Linked DNA regions of Homo sapiens: regions 2 and 3 are each linked to region 1. Evidence: chromatin contacts called from ENCODE Hi-C or POLR2A ChIA-PET data. All regions are on one chromosome and are shown on one strand. The core of a region is the stretch at or near the end of the contact, and the rest is flanking DNA. Distances in the headings are between cores, read along the strand shown. Region 1 holds the start of ZBTB7A (zinc finger and BTB domain containing 7A). Region 2 overlaps SH3GL1 (SH3 domain containing GRB2 like 1, endophilin A2). Region 3 overlaps STAP2 (signal transducing adaptor family member 2).

The links. A loop is a pair of places that touch in the nucleus more often than their neighbours do. ChIA-PET counts read pairs that join two places held with the same protein, here RNA polymerase II (POLR2A). Pooled maps may share reads with other maps.
Region 2: a loop to region 1 is called in a pooled map, with 4 times the contacts of the local background. The contact joins the enhancer-like site here to the promoter of ZBTB7A in region 1. A Hi-C loop is called at or near these places in 4 of 50 pooled maps. POLR2A ChIA-PET finds 5 or more read pairs at or near these places in 2 of 52 experiments (GM12878 and OCI-LY7).
Region 3: a map with no recorded cell type shows a loop between it and region 1 (12-fold over the local background). The contact joins the enhancer-like site here to the promoter of ZBTB7A in region 1. A Hi-C loop is called at or near these places in 7 of 37 single-sample maps with no recorded cell type and 11 of 50 pooled maps. POLR2A ChIA-PET finds 5 or more read pairs at or near these places in 2 of 52 experiments (Caco-2 and HepG2).

What each region holds. Positions count from the first base shown.
Region 1 is chr19:4,065,481-4,068,444 of GRCh38, forward strand. ZBTB7A (zinc finger and BTB domain containing 7A) reads right to left here and starts at 1,419. Exons shown (of 3, transcript NM_015898.4): 1 at 1,202-1,419. RefSeq lists silencers at 1-719, 1,200-1,399, 1,410-1,459, 1,500-1,559, 1,770-1,879 and 1 more.
Region 2 is chr19:4,367,747-4,370,710 of GRCh38, forward strand. The region is part of intron 1 of SH3GL1 (SH3 domain containing GRB2 like 1, endophilin A2); the gene reads right to left. Among named protein-coding and RNA genes, the nearest start is that of MPND, 26 kb to the left of the region's middle. RefSeq lists enhancers at 1,246-2,195, 1,554-1,743, 2,196-2,964. Within about 2 kb of position 1,390, at least 33 of the 41 ENCODE cell types and tissues checked have a DNase peak (open chromatin) inside an H3K27ac peak, as active enhancers do; they include GM12878 and OCI-LY7, where a contact is called at or near this core.
Region 3 is chr19:4,326,252-4,329,215 of GRCh38, forward strand. STAP2 (signal transducing adaptor family member 2) reads right to left here. Exons shown (of 13, transcript NM_001013841.2): 6 at 2,424-2,558; 7 at 1,065-1,134; 8 at 873-975; 9 at 691-756. Among named protein-coding and RNA genes, the nearest start is that of STAP2, 11 kb to the right of the region's middle. RefSeq lists an enhancer at 278-1,259 and a silencer at 2,229-2,478. Within about 2 kb of position 1,425, at least 7 of the 41 ENCODE cell types and tissues checked have a DNase peak (open chromatin) inside an H3K27ac peak, as active enhancers do.

The DNA.
Region 1 (2,964 bases), core at 169-2,668:
GGCGGCTGCGGCTGGGCTGGCTCCCTCCGAGGGGCCGGGAGGCGGCAGTGAGCCTGGCCCCGCGCCACCCCCCGCCGCCGGCGGCCAATCCCCACCCGGGCTGGGGGGAGGGCGATGCAAATTACCCCGGATCTGGGTCCGCCCGCCCGCCTCCCCCACGCCCGGGCCCGGCCTGCGCTAGGCCGCGCATCCCCGGGCTCGCCTGCACCGCGCGGCCGCCCGGGCCGCCGCCCTCCCCGGGGAGCGCGGGGAGGGTGACCCCCCCCCCACGGGCGGGGGGCCGAGGGGAGGGGGGCTGGGGACGGTTACACAACCAGGCGGGGAGGGGCCCCGGGGCGGGGAGGGGGCCGGCCCGCGGGCCGCGCAGCCGGAAGCCGGGACCGCCACCGGCCCCCGGCGAGGGGAGCCCGGCTCCAGGCCCCGCCCCCTGGCGGGCTGGCCCCGCCCCCGCGCCGCGCCGCGCGATCGGCCCGCGCCCATTGGCTCTCCGGCCCGCCGCTCACCGCCCCTCCTCCGCACCGCCCCTACCCGCAGGCCGCGGCGGGCTGTCGGCGCGGGGCACCCTGGGACTTGTAGTCCAAGCCGCTTGCCACCTGCCGGCTGCAAACGGCGGAGGGACTACGAAGCCCAGAGGTCCCTGCGGCCCTGCCCGCCCACCCGGACACCCCACCCCTTCCCCCTCCTTTCCGAAGCCCCCCTCCCTGTTTTTTCAGCCCCCTCCCCCCCATCCCCCATGGAGCTCAATCCTGGCCAACTCCAACGTATGCACGCAGCACCGAATAGGCCCCCGGGGGGCGAGAGCGCCCCTCGTCTTCAGCTGGAAACTTAGCAGGCGACGCGCCCCCCTATCTCCCCACGCCGGCTCCCCCCACCCTCAATGCAGCCCTGCTTCCCCTCCCCCGCTCCCCGCGCGCCTGGGAGCCCCGAAAAGCCATGCACCCGGGTTGGGGGGGGCTGGCGCACAAGCTCATGCACTTAGCCCCCAATCCCCCCTTCCCGGGCGGCGCCCCCTCCCCGCGCTCGGGATCCAGGGCGCCTCCAGCCTCCGGGCAGCTGCCAACCACCCCTTCCTCTGAAACTTGGGGGAACGTCCCCGGCTCCCCGGATCTCCCCTTCCCGAGGGGGCAGCGGTGGCCGCAGCGACCCCCGCCCGTCCCCGCCCTGCACCCCGTGCCGGGGGCCGCGCCGGGCGCTGACTTACCTCGCGGGGCCGGGCCGGGGCGCGCGGGGCCGGGGCCCGAAGTTGGGACTGGGCTCCCTCGGCCGCTCGCCTCCGGGGTCCGCGGCGCTCGCTCTGCCCGCGTCGCGCTGCCCTGGTCGCTCCCTCGCGCGGCGGCGGCGGCGTCACTGCCCCTACAGTAACTGTACAGTACAGCCAAAGCCCCGTATGATGCTCGCGACTCCCTTCCTGGTTTCTCCGAGGGCAAGAGGGGTCCTCCCTTGTCTTAAAGGTGCCGCAGCCGCCGGCCCCCCCACGCCCAGCCCGCCCCCCCCAGCCTGGCCTCGGAGGCCAGAACAGGCTCGGCAGGTCCCCTCTTGCCACGTCTCTGCCCTCCCGTGGGGCTTCGCCCGCTGCGCCGGGGAGACCGGGCTGTTATTAGGTTTTGTCAAGTCGGGGGGGGGGGTCCGGCCCGCCCCGGCGCGCCCCCCCGCCTCTGACCTCTCCGCCCCGCCGCGCGGCGCCGTGCCAGCTTGCCAGCTTATCTGGCCCCAGAGCTCCCCGGGGCGCGGGGGGAGCGGGCCCCCCGGGGTGGAGGGGGGGTGGGGGCCTCCAGATAAACAGGCCCCCAGCCTCTGCGCAGGGGCGGGGTGCGGGGGGGCGCGGGCTGTGCCCCCGACGCCCGGGGCGTGGCAGGATGGCAGCGGGGGCGGGGAGCGCGGTGCGCACAGCGAGGAGCGACGCGGGCGTGTGGGTCGCGCGGCCTGGGCTGCCGGGGGTGGGTTGGGGGTGAGGCGGTGGGGATCCCCCCGCAAGGCCAGGCCCTGGGCCTCCCCGGGCCTCAGTGGGACTTGCCGCGCCAGGGACCCCGGGGGGTGGCCTTGCCAAGGACAGCCCGGGTCCGCGGGGCTCCCGGGTCCCTAAATGAAACCACCAACCTGCCCTCCCGCGATTATATAAAGGAGTCGCCTCCACCCCGCTGCGCTAGGGGCGTCAGCGGGGGAAGGGGTTGGCGAGGGGCGGGGAGGGCGGTTGTTTTCCCGGCTTCGCGAGTTCCCCCACCCGGCTGCGGGCCGCGGGGCGGGACGGGGACCGGGCCCTGGACGCCTGGTCCGCGCGGGCCGCTCCTTGGCACAAGGGGGTCTGCATGGCTCGCGAGGGGCGGAGGTGGGGAGTGGGGAGGCGTTGGTTCAGCGCGACTTTTTTTTTTCCCCTGTCCGTTTCTCCCACTTCCTCCCCGGTCGTGGGAGAGGTCCGGCGGGGGACAGGGAAGGGGGAGCAGGGCACGAGTGGTGAGAACGTCCTGGCCCGGCCCGGGGAGGGCTGGCTGGTGCGACCGCGCGCCTGGGGGGGGGGGGGAGGGCTCCAGGACTCAGTTTCCCCTTCCTCATTCCTCCAGACAGAGAGAGTACTGACAGCTGCTTTAGCTGCCGTTTAGTGAGCGCTTATCCAGTGGGTGACCCTGTTCCGGGGCTCACTGTGCCTTCATTCTAACACCTAATCCCAGGGTCATTATTATGTTTTATTATTATCTGGCATTCTTAGTACCAACACCACCTGACAGCGGGAACCACCACCGGCCTGGGTGTAGTGTACCCAGCCTGTCCTCTGACTTCAAAGCCTCTCCTGCGAGAGACACAGTTTATGGCTTCTTCGCACAATTTATTAAAAGCGCCTTTCAACACCCAAACGGGTTGGATTGGCTTTTGTAATAATAATCTGGCTACGAGGGGAAACCCGGGAGGGCCCCCCGGAGGGGAAGTGGACTGTCTCAGGACTCGCAGCCTGAAACCAGCCGGGTAGGT
Region 2 (2,964 bases), core at 140-2,639, 300 kb after region 1:
TGGGATGCGAAAAACAGCCCTGAAATGTCCCATGGAACATGGCGGGAACCACTGAACCCCAGCACCGCTGTCTGAGCACAGGCGTTGCTTTCTTCACCCCACGTATCCCATGTGTGCCTGGCGCCAAGGGATGCCGCACAGAGTGAGGATGGACAGTGTGAGGCCCTTCCCAGCACACAGCGCTTCATGAAGAGCCGAGTGGCTGCCAGGCCCTGCCACAAATGGAGGCTCCCAGAGGGAGGCCGCCTGAGGTCACAAGCTTGGCCCTGCCCTCTGGGGGCCAAGTGTCACAGGGTGTGCCATCTCTGAAGTCATCGGCAAATTTAACATCCCGGGTCTGATCACTTGTGTGAAGACGTGCACACACGGCCTGGGCAGGAGAGTGAGGTGTTGCGTGCCGTGGGCCATGGCCTGTGCCCCTGGTGCTCCCCAGGTCTGATTGGTGCTTGCCTGCCCCGAGCTGTCACAAGACGTGGCCAAGGGATGCCATGAGGGTCCGTGTGGTGCCACACTGCGTTGGCTGTGTGGGGCTGGGGGGTGTCCAGCAGGGCAGTCAGGAGTTTAGGACCCAGCCTGGGAGGAAGTGACCCAAGAGCAGGAAGTGCGGGGGCAGGAGAAGCTTGAGCCTGGGGCTCTGCCCACGCCAGGCACCTGGTGTACCCTCTAGCCCATGCCTGGAGGTCACAGCCCAAGGCACCATGAGTGCAAATGCCCCCAACCCCAAGTTCTGCAAAAGGTAGCCTGCCCGGAGTACACGGCTGGTCTTGTGTCCTGGCAACCTGCCCAAAAAGACACCAGCCCCTTTGCCAAGGAATTCCTGGCCCTCCTCCAAGGCTTGGCTCTGGAAGCCCCCACACCACGGGACTGTCCTCACCCACGCATCGGGACCCTTTCTGTCCACCTGCCTTCATGTGCGGGGTGTGCCGGGCATTCAGTGAGCACAGGCCCCATGCCTCTGACCCCTGTCCCTTTCCTGCCTGTGGGTTGGTGGCTCTCAACTCAGCCACACAGCACCTTGGAAGCTTCTTAAAAATCCCCTCGTTGGCCGGGCGCGGTGACTCATGCCTGTAATCCCAGCACTTTGGGAGGCTGAGGCAGGCGGATCATGAGGTCAGGAGATCGAGACCATCCTGGCTAACACAGTGAAACCCCGTCTCTACTAAAAATACAAAAAAATTAGCCGGGCCTGATGGCGGGTGCCTGTAGTCCCAGCTACTCGGGAGGCTGAGGTAGGAGAATGGTGTGAACCCGGGAGGTGGAGCTTGCAGTCAGCAGAGATCCAGCCACTGCACTCCAGCCTAGGCGACAGAGCAAGACTCCATCTCAAAAGAAAGAAGAAAGAAAAAAAAAATCACCTCGTCACACCCACCGCGGGAGGGCTGACTCTGGCACAGGTGAGAAGCAGGAACTGTCCCTTGCGGGGCAGGAGAGTGGGGCTGCCCTCCATTTCTGCTGAAGGCATTAGGAGGAAGGAGCCCCCCCTCCCTAGGTGTTTTTGGGGCGTTCCACTCTATTTCCTGGGACAGTTTCACTTCTTTTGATTGTGGCGAGAGAGGGCGTGCTCAGAGCCAGCGGCTGCCGGAGAGGGAAATGAGTGGCTGATGTGAGACTGGACTCTTCTGGGAAGCCGGGAGGAGAACTGAAGCCAGCGGGCTGCGAAACCACACCTTCTGGGCGGAGGCCACCCCGGCCCCACGACCTGCCCAGGCAGGACCCAGTGTGCAGGCTGGCAGGAGTGGCTCCGTCAGGGCCCTTCCCCAGCCCCCTGCCTCTCACAGGGCAGGAGGAGAGGCCCTACCGGCGAGGACCACATCCTGCCTCTGAGGGGAGGGGCTGGGGACCCGCCACGGTACCAAAGACCCACCTGGTGGCCTCTGGCTCTGGCCCTGGCCCCACCTGCCCATCTCACCTGGGAATCCAGGACCCTGCCTTCCTGAGCCCCAGGACGACTTCCTGAACCCCCACAACCGCCTGACTCCTCGCACCCCTGACACCCGGGAGGCTGTGCCCTAACTACCCGGGTCCCTCTGCTCAGCTCCAGCCAAGTCCCTTGTGGTGACTGATGGTCCCCCACGGGCCAGGCACTGGGCAGGGGACACAACCCTGTAAGGCCCCTTCTCTCCAAGGCTTATGGGCTAGAAACCAGCACAGATGGACACAGGGATGAGCAGCCACAAGGGAAACACGGGAAAAGCAAGGCAGCCGGGCCACGTGCAGCGCCGGCCGCAAGCGCGGAAACCAAGCGTGGGCTCCTGCCCGCTGGGGCCCTACTCACTGCGGTCTCCACACCAGCACACTGCTGAGCACGGAGGGGACCGAGAGTCTGCGGCAGAGCTGGGCGCCACGGGGAGGCTCACCAGAGGGCGCCTCTGGGCTCGCTGTCAGGAGCGAGTGTTCCTAACCCTGGTGCCATCTGCCAGGCAAGAGCTGCCTGTTGTGGGGCAGCCAGCCCCAATGCCCCCGCATCAGAGACCCTACCGGTGGGGAGGGAGGACTGAGGCCATGGTCCCAGCAGTCCATTCCTGCCGAGGGAGACTCTGCAGGCTGGCTGTAGCCCTGACTAGTGCAGCGGACTCAGCAGTGGCAATGACAGCTCCGCACTCGAGTCCATCCCATACCCACAAGGCTCGCCTCCTGTTCCCACCCCGCATGGCAGGAAACGGAGGAAAATAATGGGGCCACTCAGTAGCCAGGGACCCAACAGGGCTCAGGGGTGAGACCACCCTCCGCTGACTGAACCTGCATCAGGGTGGCAGGGTGGGTGGGGGCCCCCTCCCCACTCTCCCACAGGGCCCCACCTGGACGGGGTCAGAGTACCAGCTGCAAACCCCGAGTGACCAACCGCAGGCCCCACAAGGGCTGCCATCCTGAGAGCAACACCAGCGCCTTCTCTCCCCATGCCTGGAACAAACAGGCCGAGCCCAAGAGGGAACAGTCTCCAAGACTCTGCCCCTGCTTCAGATG
Region 3 (2,964 bases), core at 175-2,674, 260 kb after region 1:
CTGGAATTGGGGCACACGTGTATTTATGCATGTGTGATCTGTTGTGCCCGCACAAGTGTGTGTCACCTTCTGGCTAGGCAGGTGGCCACAGTTGCATGGATCATGCATGTGTAATGTGTGTGTGGATGTGGCACTTGGGGGTCCTTGCATACGCCCAGACCAGGGAAGACCAGACAACCCACGCTACATTCCTTTCTAGTGTGTTCTCTGCCTCCTCTTCCCACTCCATAAACAGGACCGATTTCCACCTCTTTCCCAACACCCACCCGGATTCTCGGTCCCTGTGGGGCTACTGCTTGTCCGGGTGTACCCTCTGACCCCTCAATGCCCATTTCTACCTAAGGAGATCCTTTGGGACCATCTGCAAAGACCCACTCTTCTGGGAAGCTTTCCCTGCTCTGCCCCCATCTTCTCCCGAACTCTAGGCGCCTCCCCCGAGCCCAGGTTTTTCCTCCACCCCAAATTCAACCCTACAGGATGAGAGTGTCTGTGTTTAGCTCTGTCCCAAGCTGGGACCCCCGCCCCCTCCCCCACACACACACCCTGACGGCAGGGTCTGAGTCATTTCTGTCCCTGCAACTTTGGGAACATCAGATGCAGGAGGTGCAGCCACCAAACTGACTGAGGGGGCGTGGCTGAATGCGGGGTCCTCGATCCCTCCCACCTCGGCCCGCGGGAAGGGGGCGTCACCTGGGCCCGGAGCGGAGGGCGCCACCCACACATTCTCGCCATTCTCCTTATCGGCTTCCACGTAGCCTGGAACAGAGAGGGCGGCCTGGAGGAAGCGCGGCGGCCAGGGGCGGCCCGGTCCGTCCGAGCGGGGGCGGGAGAGGTGAGCACTGGGCCCCCGAACTCCCCGAAGGGGCACCCACCTAGCACCTTCTCGTAGTCCTCGTCTAACAGGAATGGCACCAGCGCCTTTTTGGTATGCGACACGAAATAGTTGACCACGGCGTCCAGGGAGGTGCAAGAGAACTGGGGGCAGATGGGGGAGCGGTCAGGCTGCTGGAGAAGGGACGCGGACCCCACAAAGTCACTTCTAGGGACTCTGGCCCAACGCTCACCGGCTGTTCCACATCGATCACGTACTTGGGGCCCTCCCGCTTCACCTTGTAATGCCGGACCACGTGCGTCCTGCACCAGGAGAAAGCGAGTGAGTGGCTCAGCCCAGGCTCCCACACCGCCCCTCAGGGAAGGCCCCGCCCCAACTCCAGGCTCCGCCTCCAATAGAAACAGGTCCATACTGGCTCCGCCCCCACAGAAGGCCCCGCCACTGACTGGTTCCACCCCATAAAGGACCTAAGCCCCGTTGACCTCCCGGAGCACTGACTGCCCGATCCCAGCACTGCTCCCAGCGGGGACCAGGCCCGACCGACCCACCCCCACAGAAGACCCCACCTCTAGTCTTGGCACCACCTCCAGCGAGGGACCAGGCCAGACTGACAACACCCTAGGAAAGGTCCGCCCCTAATTCTGGCACCGCGCCTAGGGAGAACCAGGCCCTAAAGACCCCGCCCCAGGTAGGCCCCGCCCCCTGTAATGGCTCCACCCCCAGGCACCGACTCTACCTTCTACATCGCCTTGCCCAACCCTGGACTGGGCTTGAGAATTTGGCATAAGGCTCTGACTTCGCCCCCAGGGCTGGCTCCGCCTCCATAGCCCTACTCAACTTCCAAAAAGGATCACGGCCATGACTCCCCCCCGTAGATCCTGACGCTGCCCAAAGAGCCCATTCCCATCCCTGGATTTGACTTCATCCCCTCCAGTGGCCCAGACCTGGCCCCTGCGTACCTGACGTTCCGGAGGGGCCGATCCTAACCTAGGAGTCTGACTCCACCTACAGGGAGTCCCAGCTCCTAACCCAAGACCTGGCTCTTCCTGCAAAGGAGTCGGCCTGGGCTCTACCTTCTTCCCTAGGCATTAACCCCATACCTGGGGCAAGGCCAGCCTCAGGATCCCACGACCCCGGAGCTCTGATCCCGCCCCCAGCCCTCCCTGCCCAGCTCTGACTCCGCCCCCATGCTCCCCTGCCTAGCATTGACTCCACCCCTCCCCCAGCCCGCCCACCCCAGCTCTGACTCCGCCCCAACACGCCCAGCGTAGCTCTGATTCCGCCACCAGTGTACTCTGCTCAGCTCTGACTCCACCCGCCCCAGCTCGCCCAGCCCAGCTCTGACTCCTCCCCCAATCCGCCCAGCCCAGCTCTGACTCCTCCCCCAATCCGCCCACCTCAGCTCTGACTCCTCCCCCAATCCGCCCAGCTCAGCTCTGACTCCGTCCCCAGACGCCCGTCTCGGCTCTGGCTCCGTCCCCTGGCCTACCCACTAGCGGGTCGGACTCCGCCCCTGCTTCTGACCACGCCCCCGCGCCCACCCTCTTCCCACCCTCCTCCCACCCAGGGCTCTCCAGACGCGCATGCGCACCCGTTGTGCATCTGCCGCGTGGTGACCGACACGCCGTCGGCGCCGTCCCCGCTGGGCCGCAGCAGCAGGTTCCCGCACTCGGGGTAGCGCTCCAGGAGCAGTTGTGCCTCCAGCCGGCTCACCTTCAGGAAGCACCTGTGGCGGGCCGCGTCACCCACTCGGGACCCCGGAGACCAAGTCCGCTCTTCTGCACGTAAACCCTGCCTCCTCTGAGACCCAGCCCCATCCCCATCCCCTAGGCCCAGGAGACCCTGCCCTGCTCTCCAGACCCAGGCCCCTCCCACGGAGACCCAGTCCGGCCTTCCAGGCTCCTAGTTTTTGTGGGGTTTTTTGTTTTTTTTTTGAGACAGGGTTTCGCTCTTGTTGCCCAGGCTGGAGTGCAATGGCGCTATCTCGGCTCACCGCAACCTCCGCCTCCCGGGTTCAAGCGATTCCCCTTCCTCACAGGCCCGGCTAATTTTTGTATTTTTAGTAGAGACGGGATTTCTCCATGTTGGTCAGGCTGGTCTCAAACTCCCTACCTCAGGTGATCCGCCCGCCT